Linked DNA regions of Homo sapiens: regions 1, 2 and 3 are each linked to region 4. Evidence: chromatin contacts called from ENCODE Hi-C or POLR2A ChIA-PET data. All regions are on one chromosome and are shown on one strand. The core of a region is the stretch at or near the end of the contact, and the rest is flanking DNA. Distances in the headings are between cores, read along the strand shown.

What was found. A loop is a pair of places that touch in the nucleus more often than their neighbours do. ChIA-PET counts read pairs that join two places held with the same protein, here RNA polymerase II (POLR2A). Pooled maps may share reads with other maps.
Region 1: a loop to region 4 is called in a map of PC-3, with 12 times the contacts of the local background. The contact joins two enhancer-like sites. A Hi-C loop is called at or near these places in 8 of 168 maps with a recorded cell type or tissue (Calu3, MCF 10A, PC-3 and 5 more) and 1 of 50 pooled maps. POLR2A ChIA-PET finds 5 or more read pairs at or near these places in 4 of 52 experiments (MCF 10A, activated CD4-positive, alpha-beta T cell, activated naive CD4-positive, alpha-beta T cell and 1 more).
Region 2: a map of endothelial cell of umbilical vein shows a loop between it and region 4 (5-fold over the local background). The contact joins two enhancer-like sites. A Hi-C loop is called at or near these places in 18 of 168 maps with a recorded cell type or tissue (Caco-2, Caki2, Calu3 and 14 more) and 15 of 50 pooled maps. POLR2A ChIA-PET finds 5 or more read pairs at or near these places in 7 of 52 experiments (AG04450, BJ, H1 and 4 more).
Region 3: a loop to region 4 is called in a map of PC-3, with 4 times the contacts of the local background. The contact joins two enhancer-like sites. A Hi-C loop is called at or near these places in 17 of 168 maps with a recorded cell type or tissue (IMR-90, MCF 10A, PC-3 and 13 more) and 19 of 50 pooled maps. POLR2A ChIA-PET finds 5 or more read pairs at or near these places in 5 of 52 experiments (MCF 10A, PC-9, SK-N-SH and 2 more).

The regions. Positions count from the first base shown.
Region 1 is chr10:29,756,790-29,759,489 of GRCh38, reverse strand. No RefSeq gene overlaps it. Among named protein-coding and RNA genes, the nearest start is that of SVIL, 120 kb to the right of the region's middle. Within about 2 kb of position 1,414, at least 8 of the 41 ENCODE cell types and tissues checked have a DNase peak (open chromatin) inside an H3K27ac peak, as active enhancers do; they include PC-3, PC-9 and endothelial cell of umbilical vein, where a contact is called at or near this core.
Region 2 is chr10:29,848,743-29,851,442 of GRCh38, reverse strand. No RefSeq gene overlaps it. Among named protein-coding and RNA genes, the nearest start is that of JCAD, 210 kb to the left of the region's middle. Within about 2 kb of position 1,447, at least 5 of the 41 ENCODE cell types and tissues checked have a DNase peak (open chromatin) inside an H3K27ac peak, as active enhancers do; they include IMR-90 and endothelial cell of umbilical vein, where a contact is called at or near this core.
Region 3 is chr10:29,739,371-29,742,070 of GRCh38, reverse strand. No RefSeq gene overlaps it. Among named protein-coding and RNA genes, the nearest start is that of SVIL, 110 kb to the right of the region's middle. Within about 2 kb of position 1,255, at least 4 of the 41 ENCODE cell types and tissues checked have a DNase peak (open chromatin) inside an H3K27ac peak, as active enhancers do; they include tibial artery, where a contact is called at or near this core.
Region 4 is chr10:29,802,943-29,805,642 of GRCh38, reverse strand. No RefSeq gene overlaps it. Among named protein-coding and RNA genes, the nearest start is that of SVIL, 170 kb to the right of the region's middle. Within about 2 kb of position 1,347, at least 19 of the 41 ENCODE cell types and tissues checked have a DNase peak (open chromatin) inside an H3K27ac peak, as active enhancers do; they include IMR-90, PC-3, PC-9 and 2 more, where a contact is called at or near this core.

The sequences.
Region 1 (2,700 bases), core at 165-2,664, 46 kb after region 4:
ACACACAGAGATGTCCACATACACAAAGAAGAAGGTCATGTGATGAAGGAGGCAGCAGACTGGAGTGAACCAGCCACAAGCTAAAGAATACCAAGCAGGGTGGCCACCACCAGAAGCTGGAAGAGATGAGGAAGGATTCTTCTCTAGAGCCCTCAGAAGGGCCATGGCCCTGCTGACACCTGGACTTAATTTGGTTTTCACTCATTTTTATTTAGTGATTAATTGATTGATACAGGGTCTTGCTCTGTCACCCAAGCTGGAGTGCAGTGACATGATCACAGCTCACAGTAGCTTTTAACTTGGGCTCAGGTAATCCTCCCATCTCAGCCTCCTGAGTAGCTGGGACTACAGGTGCATACCATCATGCCTGGCTCATTTTTTATTTTTTATTTTTATTTATTTATTTATTTATTTATTTATTTATTTATTTATTTTGTGATGGAGTCTCGCTCTGTTGCCAGGCTGGAGTGCAGTGGCACGATCTCGGCTCACTGCAACCTCCGCCTCCCGGGTTCAAGCGATTCTCCTGCCTCAGCCTCCCCAGTAGCTGGGATTACAGGCGTGTGCCACCACGCCCAGCTAATTTTTGTATTTTTAGTAGAGATGGGTTTTCACCATGTTAGCCAGGATGATCTCGATCTCTTGATCTCGTGATCTGCCTGCCTCAGCCTCCCAAAGTGCTGGGATTACAGGCGTGAGACAGGTTCTCTCTCTGTTGACCAGGCTGGTCTTGAACTCCCAGCCTCAAGCAATTGTCCCACATTGGCCTCCCAAAGTGCTGGGATTACAGGTGTGAGCCACTGTGCCCGGCCTGACACCTTGACTTTATATTCTAGCCTCCAGAACTATAAGAGAACAAATTTCTCTGTTTAAAGCCACCTAATTTGTGACACTTTCTTACAGCAGTCACAGGGAACTAGTACAGGAGGTAAATATTTAACCTGGTCCTAAAAGAAAAAAAAAATGTTTAACCTGGTCCTTGGCACAGAGAAGACACTCACTAATAATTAGCAATTTTGTTAGGTAAATGCAAACTTCTGTGCCAGTTATTCTAACTTGAATCTTTCTCCCTTGCAGTTCTAGTTCTACCCAATATTCAAACTAGTGCCTCCTACATCCCATTTTACCTTGCATTACACTTATATGAGTGTTTTAGCTCTCCTTCTGGCCTGCAAGTTCCAGGCGATGGAAACACGAAGCCTTATTCAGTTTCTGTGTTTATGACAGTCCCAAGCACTGCAGTAAGAAATATTTGAATGCTTACTAGGGATTGGGAGTAGCACTAGGCACGGGAGTTATAAAAGATGATTATGATGCTGTCTCTGCCCTTCAGAAGCTGGAAGGTTTGTCGGGAGGGTGATGGACAAATGAGTCACTGTGGGACTCCGGTAAATGCTATAACAGCCGCGGTGAGAGCCAGGGGAGCAGAGCTGACTCACCCTCAGGTGGGTGCACAGGTGAGACTTCACCCAGGAGACCACTTTTCAGCTGAGGCTTAAAGTGTTACAAGCAGAGTTCCCTTGGTGGAGAAACAAGAGATCGCCGGGGTTCCAGGCATGTGCAAAGACCAGAGTGTGATGGCCCAGTGGGCACCACTGAGGAGTTTCAACTCTGTCCTGCAGAAATAAGAAGAAACCACAAGTGTAATCACATTTAAATAGATTCTTTTGGGGCAAGGCCAACTGTCATTCCTTGAAGGAAGTGCTTACTGAAAAGCCTTAACACACCAGGCATTGTCTGGTTGGCTGCTGGTTCATTTGGGGTCATCCCCTCTTTCCTGAGTCCTTGAGTCACTCTGAAATCAAAGGGTAGCTCCTGAAACTTCTCATGAGCTGTGCCACGGTGACATTAGGACAGGAATTGGGGGTGGAAGTGAAGAACTGAGTGGGCAGGAAGGTCTGGAAGAGCCCAGCAGAAATAGGACATGACTAGGGGGCCTAGACAGAAAAAGTAGTGAGCAGAAGAGAAAAAGAGGGCAAATGAAGGTAAAAGTTCACTTCTCTCTCCGTGAACTTGGAAAAGACCTGGCCCTCCAGTGAGAAGTGGGCTGGGCAAGAATGAGCTGCTCAAATCCCTAGGAGTTCTGGAAAGGTGGGGGAAAAAGAGATGACAGCCTGAGAAATCATACCAGGGCTGAGAAGAGGAGGGAAAGTCTCTCAACTAAGAGCTGAAACAGAATTCCTAGCTTGTCTCATGACTTAGCACTAACAATGAGGTCTCAAGATGGGTGAGAGAGTGGATGCCGGCCAGGTCTCCCACCAAGTCCACAGGGCATCGGCAGAGGAAAGCCTGTTTTGCAGATTGAGATTTCCCATAAATTGTTACTCCTTATATGTATTTTACTCACAATTTGTCTCATCAACTTTATCAAAGTAAAATTTTAGTGCAATAAAATACCACCATTTAAAATGTATGCTTGTAATCCCGGCACTTTGGGAGACTGAGGTAGGAGGATTGCTTGCAGCCAGGAGTTCAAGACCAACTTGGGCAACATAGCGAGACACCATCTCTACAAAAAAAAAACAAAAATTGTTTTAAATTATCCCTGCATGGTTGTGCACCCCTGTAGTCTTAGCTACTCAGGAGGCTGAGACAGGAGGCTCCCTTGAGCCAAAAAGTTCAAGGTTGCAGTAAGCCACGCGTGACAAAGTAAGACTCTGTCTCAAAAAAAAAAATGTACATCTGATGAGTTCTGACAAG
Region 2 (2,700 bases), core at 198-2,697, 46 kb before region 4:
GTCGAGAATAGGTCAGCCTGGCTGCGTTATTTCTGGTGATTCTCAGGGTGATTCTGTGGTCTCGACTTTTCCAGCTTCTAGGGCTTGGCTGTATTCCTTGGCTCATGGCCCCTTCCTCCATCTAACTCCTGTCTCTCTTTTATGAAAATCCTTTCTGATTAACTGGAGCCCGACTGGATAATCCAGGTTAATATCCCACCTCAAGATACTTAACTTAATCACATTTGCAAAGTCCCTTTTGTCATGTCAGGTGACATAGTCAAAGGTTTCTGGGATTAGGACATGGACATTGTGGGGGCGTGGGGGATCATTCTGCCTACTGTACCTTTGCTATAGATGAACTTGAAGTAAGGCCATTATCTCTCAGTGGATTCATGAAAACTCAGCTTCTAGATTCTAGAAGGTAGCCCTGGCTGGTGAGGCTTCACTACAAGTGAGTTGAGGTTTTCTTAGTGTCCTTTTGTCCAACCTGGTCGTTCCCCAACTTTAGCCAGCACCAAAATCACCCAGAGGGCTTGTGAAAACAGACTGATGGACCCAGCCCCACAGTGTCTGATTCAGTAGGTCTGGAGTGTGGCCCAAGAAAGTGCATTTCTTGGCCAGGTGTGTAATTTTTAGAATATGTCCACAACCTTTTTCACATTCCTGCCTTCAAAAGGTGGAGACTTCTTTTCCTCCCCTTAAGTGTGATCTAGATTAAATGACTTGTTTCTAACTATGTTTGATGTTAATAGATGGCCATGTGATTTTAAGACAAGGCTCTAAAAGGCACAGCAGTTTCCACACCCTCTCTCTTGGATCACACCCTCTGGGAAAGGCAGACCTTCGTGTCTGGAGGACACGTGAGCAACCTAGGGAGGAAATGAGGCATCTCACCAACACCTGGCACAAATTTGCCAGCCGCCTGTGTGTGCCACCTTGGAAACTGATTTCATAGAGCCTTCAGATGAGACCACAGCTCTGGGTAACATCTTGTCTGTAATCTCATGGGACCCCAGCCAGTTAAGCTAAATTCCTGACCCACAGAAACTGTGAGAAATAATAAATGTTGACTGGTGTTTAACACCACTGAGTTTTGGGATACATGCGATGCAGCAATAGATAACAATATGCCAGGTGACACTGATGCCACTGTCTAAGGATTGCATTTTGAGAACCGCTGGTCTAGCCTTTATACTGTGTAAGGCAAAGGATATTTCCTTGCCACCTGCACTATATACTCCAGGAAGCCAGAGGAGGGAAAATGTTCTCATATTGAAATGTACTGCATATTTATTTTCTTTTTTTCTGCAGACATATTCAGTTACCACCAGTTGCTCTTTTGTGGAAGTGTTTTTACTGGGAAGAATAACAACAATATGTCAAATGATAGCTGGGCTCCAGAAGCCCATTTCTGTCTACTCAGTCATAAAAAATGTTCCGCATATGGATGAAGAACCAGACAGGTTTAGCGAGAAGAAGAAATGATGAAAAGACTAGACCATCATTCTCTCTCACACTTTCTTAAATCTGAAGGTGAACCAGATGAAGAAAGAAAACAAAACCCTTGAAAAAAGAGGGAAAGATAGCCCTAGGATCCAAGAGAGCAAGTGGGTGTCCAACTGTTAAATAATGAGAAACTGAAGCTTCCTTCATTGTGTCAGAGAGGCCAATTCCTGAGCCAGCTGTACAGGAAGTGGGGAGTTTACATTATCTGGGATGTCAGTGAGAACTGAGGGGACATGCTTCCTGTGTGGTTCTCCACAAAGATTAGCAGACTCTCCAGGAAAGATGCCTTTCCAGCGGTTTCATTTTCTGTTTTCTTTTCCAGTTGGTAGATGTGGGCCAAGAAGGGAAAGGCAGCTCCAAAAGCGAGGGAGAAATCGCCGTGAGTACAGAGTGCCACAGAGAGAAGCCTGAGCTAGAGTGTGGTGGGACCGTGAGCCAGGGAAGAGCAAGAGCTGTGCCTATAGGATAGTCTATCTCCAATTTGAGCAGTGCCAAGAAAAGCTGGCCAAGCATATCCAGATCCACACTGGTAGACCCCATTCCAATGGATGGGGTTTCTCTGGCTTTTCCATTTGTTTTACAGAAGCTTAAAATATGACATATGATTCCATTTATAGGAAATTCTTGAAAAGGCAAAACTAATCTGGAGTGACAGAAAACAGAAAAGTGGTTGCCTGGGGCCAGTATGGGTGGGGAGGTGATTGTAGAGGGACATGTGAGTGTTCTGCTTTATTTATTTATTTATTTATTCATTTTTTGAGACGGAGTTTCGCTCTTGTTGCCCAGGCTGGAGTGCAATGGTGCGATCTCAGCTCGCTGCAACCTCCACCTCCCAGGTTGGAACAATTCTCCTGCCTCAGCCTCCCAAGTAGCAGGGATTACAGGCATCCGCCACCACACCTGCCTTTTTTTTTTTTTTCCAAGATGGAGTTTCACTTTTGTTGCCCAGACTGGAGTGCAATAGCTCAATCTCAGCTCACCGCAACCTCTGCCCCCTGGGTTCAAGTGATTCTCCTGCCTCAGCCTCCTGAGTAGCTGGGATTACAGGCATGCACCACCACACCTGGGTAAATTTTTTTTGTTTTTTTTTTTTTTAGTAGAGACAGAGTTTCTCCATGTTGGTCAGGCTGGTCTCGAACTGCTGACCTCAGGTGATCCACCCGTGTCCACCTCCCAAAGTGCTGGGATTACAGGTGTGAGCCACTTCACCTG
Region 3 (2,700 bases), core at 6-2,505, 63 kb after region 4:
GGAGATCAAATTTCAGCAGGAGTTTTGGTGTGGTCAAACTATATTTAAAGTATAGTAATAGTTAAAAAGTCTTCTCTGTATTTAGAAAAAGAAATTCAACTGACACCCATCTAGTTTAGTTTCAATGGCTGAAACATGGCTGATATTAGAAATAATATCAAAGAATAAGAATATTTCAGCCTCCAGAAATTTTTCAAAACCACTTTTTTTTTTTTGCCAAAGCATCCTGTTTATTTCCCATCCCGAAAACTAAAGAAGTTGAATAATCTGGAACCCATTTTAAAGTTTTGTTAAAATTCATGCTTGTCACAGTCTGATTTCTTTCAGATTTTGTCCATCTTCCAAATTCAAAATATAATTCCATAATAATATTCATGGCTAAGTGTATTTCTTTTTAAAAGTAGGAGAATAGAGAAGCTGTCTTCCAGAATTTTTTTTTATTATAATTTTGGCTGTCTCTGGCCCACGCTATTTGTCTCCCTTTAAAAAAAAAAATTTTTTTTTAAGTCCACATTCCCCTGGCCCAAGTTTCAATTTTTCTAATCTGCCCAGACCAGAATAACTAAAGCAACAACAACAAATGAGGAGCAATAATATGTATTCTTTATTTACATGGCAACCTTCTTTTACAGATTCTAAACTTTAGACTAGGGAGTGAGAACCTTCCCTTCTAAATATTTGTGGGCTGGATCTAGGTTCCTTGGTTAAAGGCTTTTAATATGGATGGAAATACTTGGCATAACTATCAAGGTTATAGTTTTCTAAGGACTGCTTGTTATTTTTCTTTGTTATATAACCCTATCTCATCTCTGCCCCTCTCAATAGGCCTTCCAGACTAGCGGACTATCAGAGATTAGAAAGCTCTGCTGGTTAACAGAACACATTGTTTTGAGTGCTGCAGGCCGCCCTGGGCTTCTTAGATCTCCGACTCTTAACACAGAGAAAGCAGTACTTTTATTTCAGTGAAGGTTAGCTTCATAACAGACTTTTAATCTTGGAAGATTCGTGCTGAAAACTGGATTAGGAAATCCCACGTCCCTGTACCTCTTGCCTTTGTTTGGGAACCTTGGAGAACAACGGCTGCATCTAGCAGCAAACCAGTCTCTCTTCCCTTCTCTGTGTCACTAGCATCATTTCTGCCTACTCCCCAATAGACTCCAGCCAAGGGGACTTCCCACACCCAACTTGTACATTTTTACCCACCTCCAGGCCATACAAGCCTTTACAGAGCACCTACTGTTTGCAGAGGGAGCACTGTGTTTCACTCTCCAAGCTTTGCTTAACTGTACCCCTCTCCAAGAGCTCCATAAATCTGGGCTCTCTGGTGAGCACAGCTCCAGCACTGCCTCAGGCAGTTGTCACTTCAGCTTTTTAACTGTGACCCACAGGGAGGAATACATTTGACAACACAACAACCCTGCACACACATAAATACAATAAATACATACAACTCATAAATACAGTGAACTGAAACAAAAGATTTCATGAAAACAATACTTCCTTTTTTTTGGAGCCAGGGTCTCGCTATGTTGCCCAGGCTGGTTTCTAACTCCCGGTCTCTCGCCTTGGCCTCAGTAGCTAAGGCTACAGGCGTGAGCCACCATACCTGGGTTCAATGCTTTTTCTTACTATGTAGGATGTACTTTCGTGTTTTTACTTCTACTTCTGTTTTATCAAAAAGTAATAATAATAAAGCTGGTCTTTATCCACAAAATTGATTCCAGGACCCACAGTTTGAAAAGCTCTGTGTAAGGAACCCAGAATATTTAGAAGGCATAGAAGCTAATTAGGGATTCTAAAAGATGAAACTATATTTTCACTAGGAGGTGACTTAAGGGAGAATGTTCACAAGTATTATCAAGGAAGTGAGGATTGCCCCAAATAAGGTATTTGCAACAAAAGCTATGTTTGAACAAATCCTCTGACTTTCTAAGAATTCATTCATTCATTAAAGCAAACACACACACACACATAATTTTTTTGGAGCATCAAGTTTAATCTAGACTTCAAACTTGCAAAAATGGGTAAGACCTTTGCCCTCCCCCAACTCACAGGTTAATGAAGGACACAGAGAAGTGACCTGGTGATTACAGTCCAACATTTGATGGCTATGACTGCAACTTAATTGGGTGCTGTGGGAGCAGAAGGGGGTCCTTAGTTCAGAAAGAAGCAGGCAGGCTTCTTGAAGTTGGTGACTCCTGGAGGAGGCTGGAAAGGAGGTGACACCTTCTCTCTAGACCAAGCAAGTGTGTTCAGAGAGCATGGAACCTCTTGAATATGCAGGGCATTGGGCACAAGTGGTCCCTATGGTTGGAGTGAAGGGTGCAGATGAGGCCATAGCCAGAGATGGGCCACGGAGCTTGCGTATTTCTCCTGGAACATCCAGGGAATCCATTGAGAGAGTTTAAGAAGGCCTGCAGGGTCATCAGGTTTCTGTTTTTGAAAGATCACTGAAGATATGGTGTGGGGGATGCTGGCTCAGAAGCCAGGCTGGAGCAGGGATCAGGAGGCTGGCGTCAAAAGCCAGAGGGGAAATAGTAGAAGGGCCTGGACTGAGGCAATAGTGGTGGGAGTGGGAAAGAAGGAGGCCTCTGGGAGGCATCAGGGACGCTGTATGAAACCAATTGAAGCTGGTGAGGTGTAAAGGGTGTGGCAGAGGGTCTTCTCTCAGATGATGCCCGGGTTTCTAGCAGGCACGAC
Region 4 (2,700 bases), core at 98-2,597:
ATCCTGCCCCTCAAATCTTGGCATGCTGTAGAACTCTGATGAAATTTAATATCAAGGGAAGCCTTGAAGCAGAAAACTAGGTTATTAAAGGGCAGCCTTGGGGTGGTGTGGCAGACACTGTGACATGCCTTCTATATCTCCCTTCATGGACAGACTTGTTGCCCCCACCACTGGGCATGCTGGTGGCTGGGTGTCAGCTGTCAGCTGCCCCAACTCAGGACTCATCTTAGCTGAAGAGCGGCTTTACCCTAAACCACAGAGGGATACAGGCCTGACCAGCTTGGTCCAACACTGGAGAACATTCTAGCTCCAGGGCTCCCCACAGGGCTGCCCAAGGCCATCATCAGATTTCATCACAGTTTGACTTCTCCCTCGCACTCTCCTGCCTTCTGTCTCCCTGCCACGGGAGTTGATCTCAAGCACACGCCTCAGACACATGCTACACACTAAACTCTGCTTCAGAGGCCACCACTCCAAGGGCATGAAGCATTGGGACAGCCCCAGTGGTGACAGGCAGTGTATTAGTCCGTTTTCACGCTGTTGATAAAGACATATCTGAGAGTGGGTAATTTATAAAGAAAAAGAGGTTTAATTGACTCACAGTCCCACATGGCTGGGGAGGCCTCACAATCATGGCAGAAGGTGAAAGGCACATCTTACATGGTGGCAGACAAGGGAGAAAATGAGACCCAAGCAAAAGGGGAAACCTCTTATAAAAATCAGATCTCAAGAGACTTACTCACTACCACAAGAACAGTATGGGGGAAACTGCCCCCATATTCAATTATCTCCCACTGGGTCCCTCCCACAACACTTGGGAATTATGGAAGTTACAATTCAAGGTGAGATTTGGGTGAGGACGCAGCCAAACCTTATCAGGCAGGATGTGTGAAGTAGGTAGCAGCCAGCGCTACCACAGGTGGGTGGGTGTGTGGGTTTTTCTCTCTGCAGGGATGCTCTGCTGAGAGGGAGGATGGGGACCTAAATCCAGCCTGTTCTCCACTAACCACATGCTGAGCCCTGTGTGGGGGCTGCACCTGCCAGGAGAAAGCACGCCTTTTGCAATTGCACCACAATACTGTACAAACTCTCACAGTCCTGGCAGCAGCCCTCCTGTCTTTGCTTTGGAGAAATAGTGAGAAGCTTAAGAGAAGTGAATTTTCTCAGATTCCCTGTGGCCTTTCTGGTTCCAGCCCCTGCAGCATGCAGCACAGGGAAGTGCAGCTGTAGCCTAGTTGTTTTTGCTTCACTGGATACCCTGGGCCCCAGGGCAAAGAGCCAACATATTATGCCCTCTGAGTCACAGAATCAAAACAGGATTCTCTGTTTCCAGAACTTAGTCATGGTGGCACTGAGGACATTTAAGGAAGACAAACATTAAGCGTCACATTGTATATCCTCAAAAGCTCTCTGCTTCTTGCATTTTTATTTGACTCCAGAGTATTTCCTCACTTTTCTGTACCCAACTGTACCCTCTGGCACCAACCAGAGACTTTGAAACCCTCAGTTTCAGCCATCATCAGTGAGGACAGAGGACGTCTGAAACCCAGACCATTTCCTGAGCTGCAATCACAAAGTTCTTTATATAATTACATATGTGGCACTGACTTCAGTTTCTATCATTGAGAGCTTCTTCCATGAGACTCAAACCACTGGTCACAGGTAAGCAAAAAGAAATGCATTTCCTTTGCCAACAACAGCTGCCTATGCCCACCTAATAATCACTTCTAGTTGAAGATTACCTTCTGGTAACTCTCCAGACAGACCCCAGGAAGCAGTTGGTTGGAGAGGAACCCTTCAAGTTGAAACTGGGTTTCAGCGTGTCCAGATGACTCATGTAAATACACAAGCTCTGAGGCATCTCCCCGACCCCCAACAAAAATCTCCTCAATCACTCAGTTTGCTTTCCACTCATTTCCTGCCCCTTTCCCTTCCTCTACTTCCTCTTTTTCTACTTCTTTCGCCTTCTTTCCCCATTCTGACAGAGGAAGACTGATCAAAGCTTTGTTTGTTATTTATTTATACACAGTCGTGTTCTAGAAGGGCTTCTTGAAAGAGTGCATAAAACTCAACTAGGTTGTATAAGGGTAAAGTAGGTCAAAAGGAAAAGGACAAACACGTGCTATAAAAATGCATGGCCCAGGAATAAGACAAAGAATGACCAATACAAGCCAAGCCAAGCTCTGGTGCTCCATGTTTCTGTGAGCCAGAGGCACGTTACAGCTGTGGATGAGCACCTCTGTGATTGGTTTCCCTTCCTCTGCCGATCACGTCATCGTCCAATGCCATGGCTGTAAACACTGTTTGCACTGATGACTCTTATAGCCAAGACTGTACCCATTATTTAGAAATCTAATGACAGATGTTATTAAGGGCTGCAAGGCACCCTATGAAAAGGCTACACTTACCACATTCCCTTGCAACCGTGTAATTAAGTTCTGAACAATGACATGTCAGACAGCATGTAAAGAAGGCTCCTCACTCACACCTGTAAGCCCTGCACTTTGAGAGGCCAAGGCAGGCAAATCTCTTGAGCTCAGGAGTTCGAGACCAGCCTGGGCAACATAGCAAAACCTCATCTCTACAAAAAATACAAGAATTAGCCAGGTGTGGTGGTGTGCACCTGTAGTCTTGGCTACTTAGGGGGCTGAGGCAGCAGGATCACTTGAGCCCATGAGGTCAAGGCTGCAGTGAGCTGTG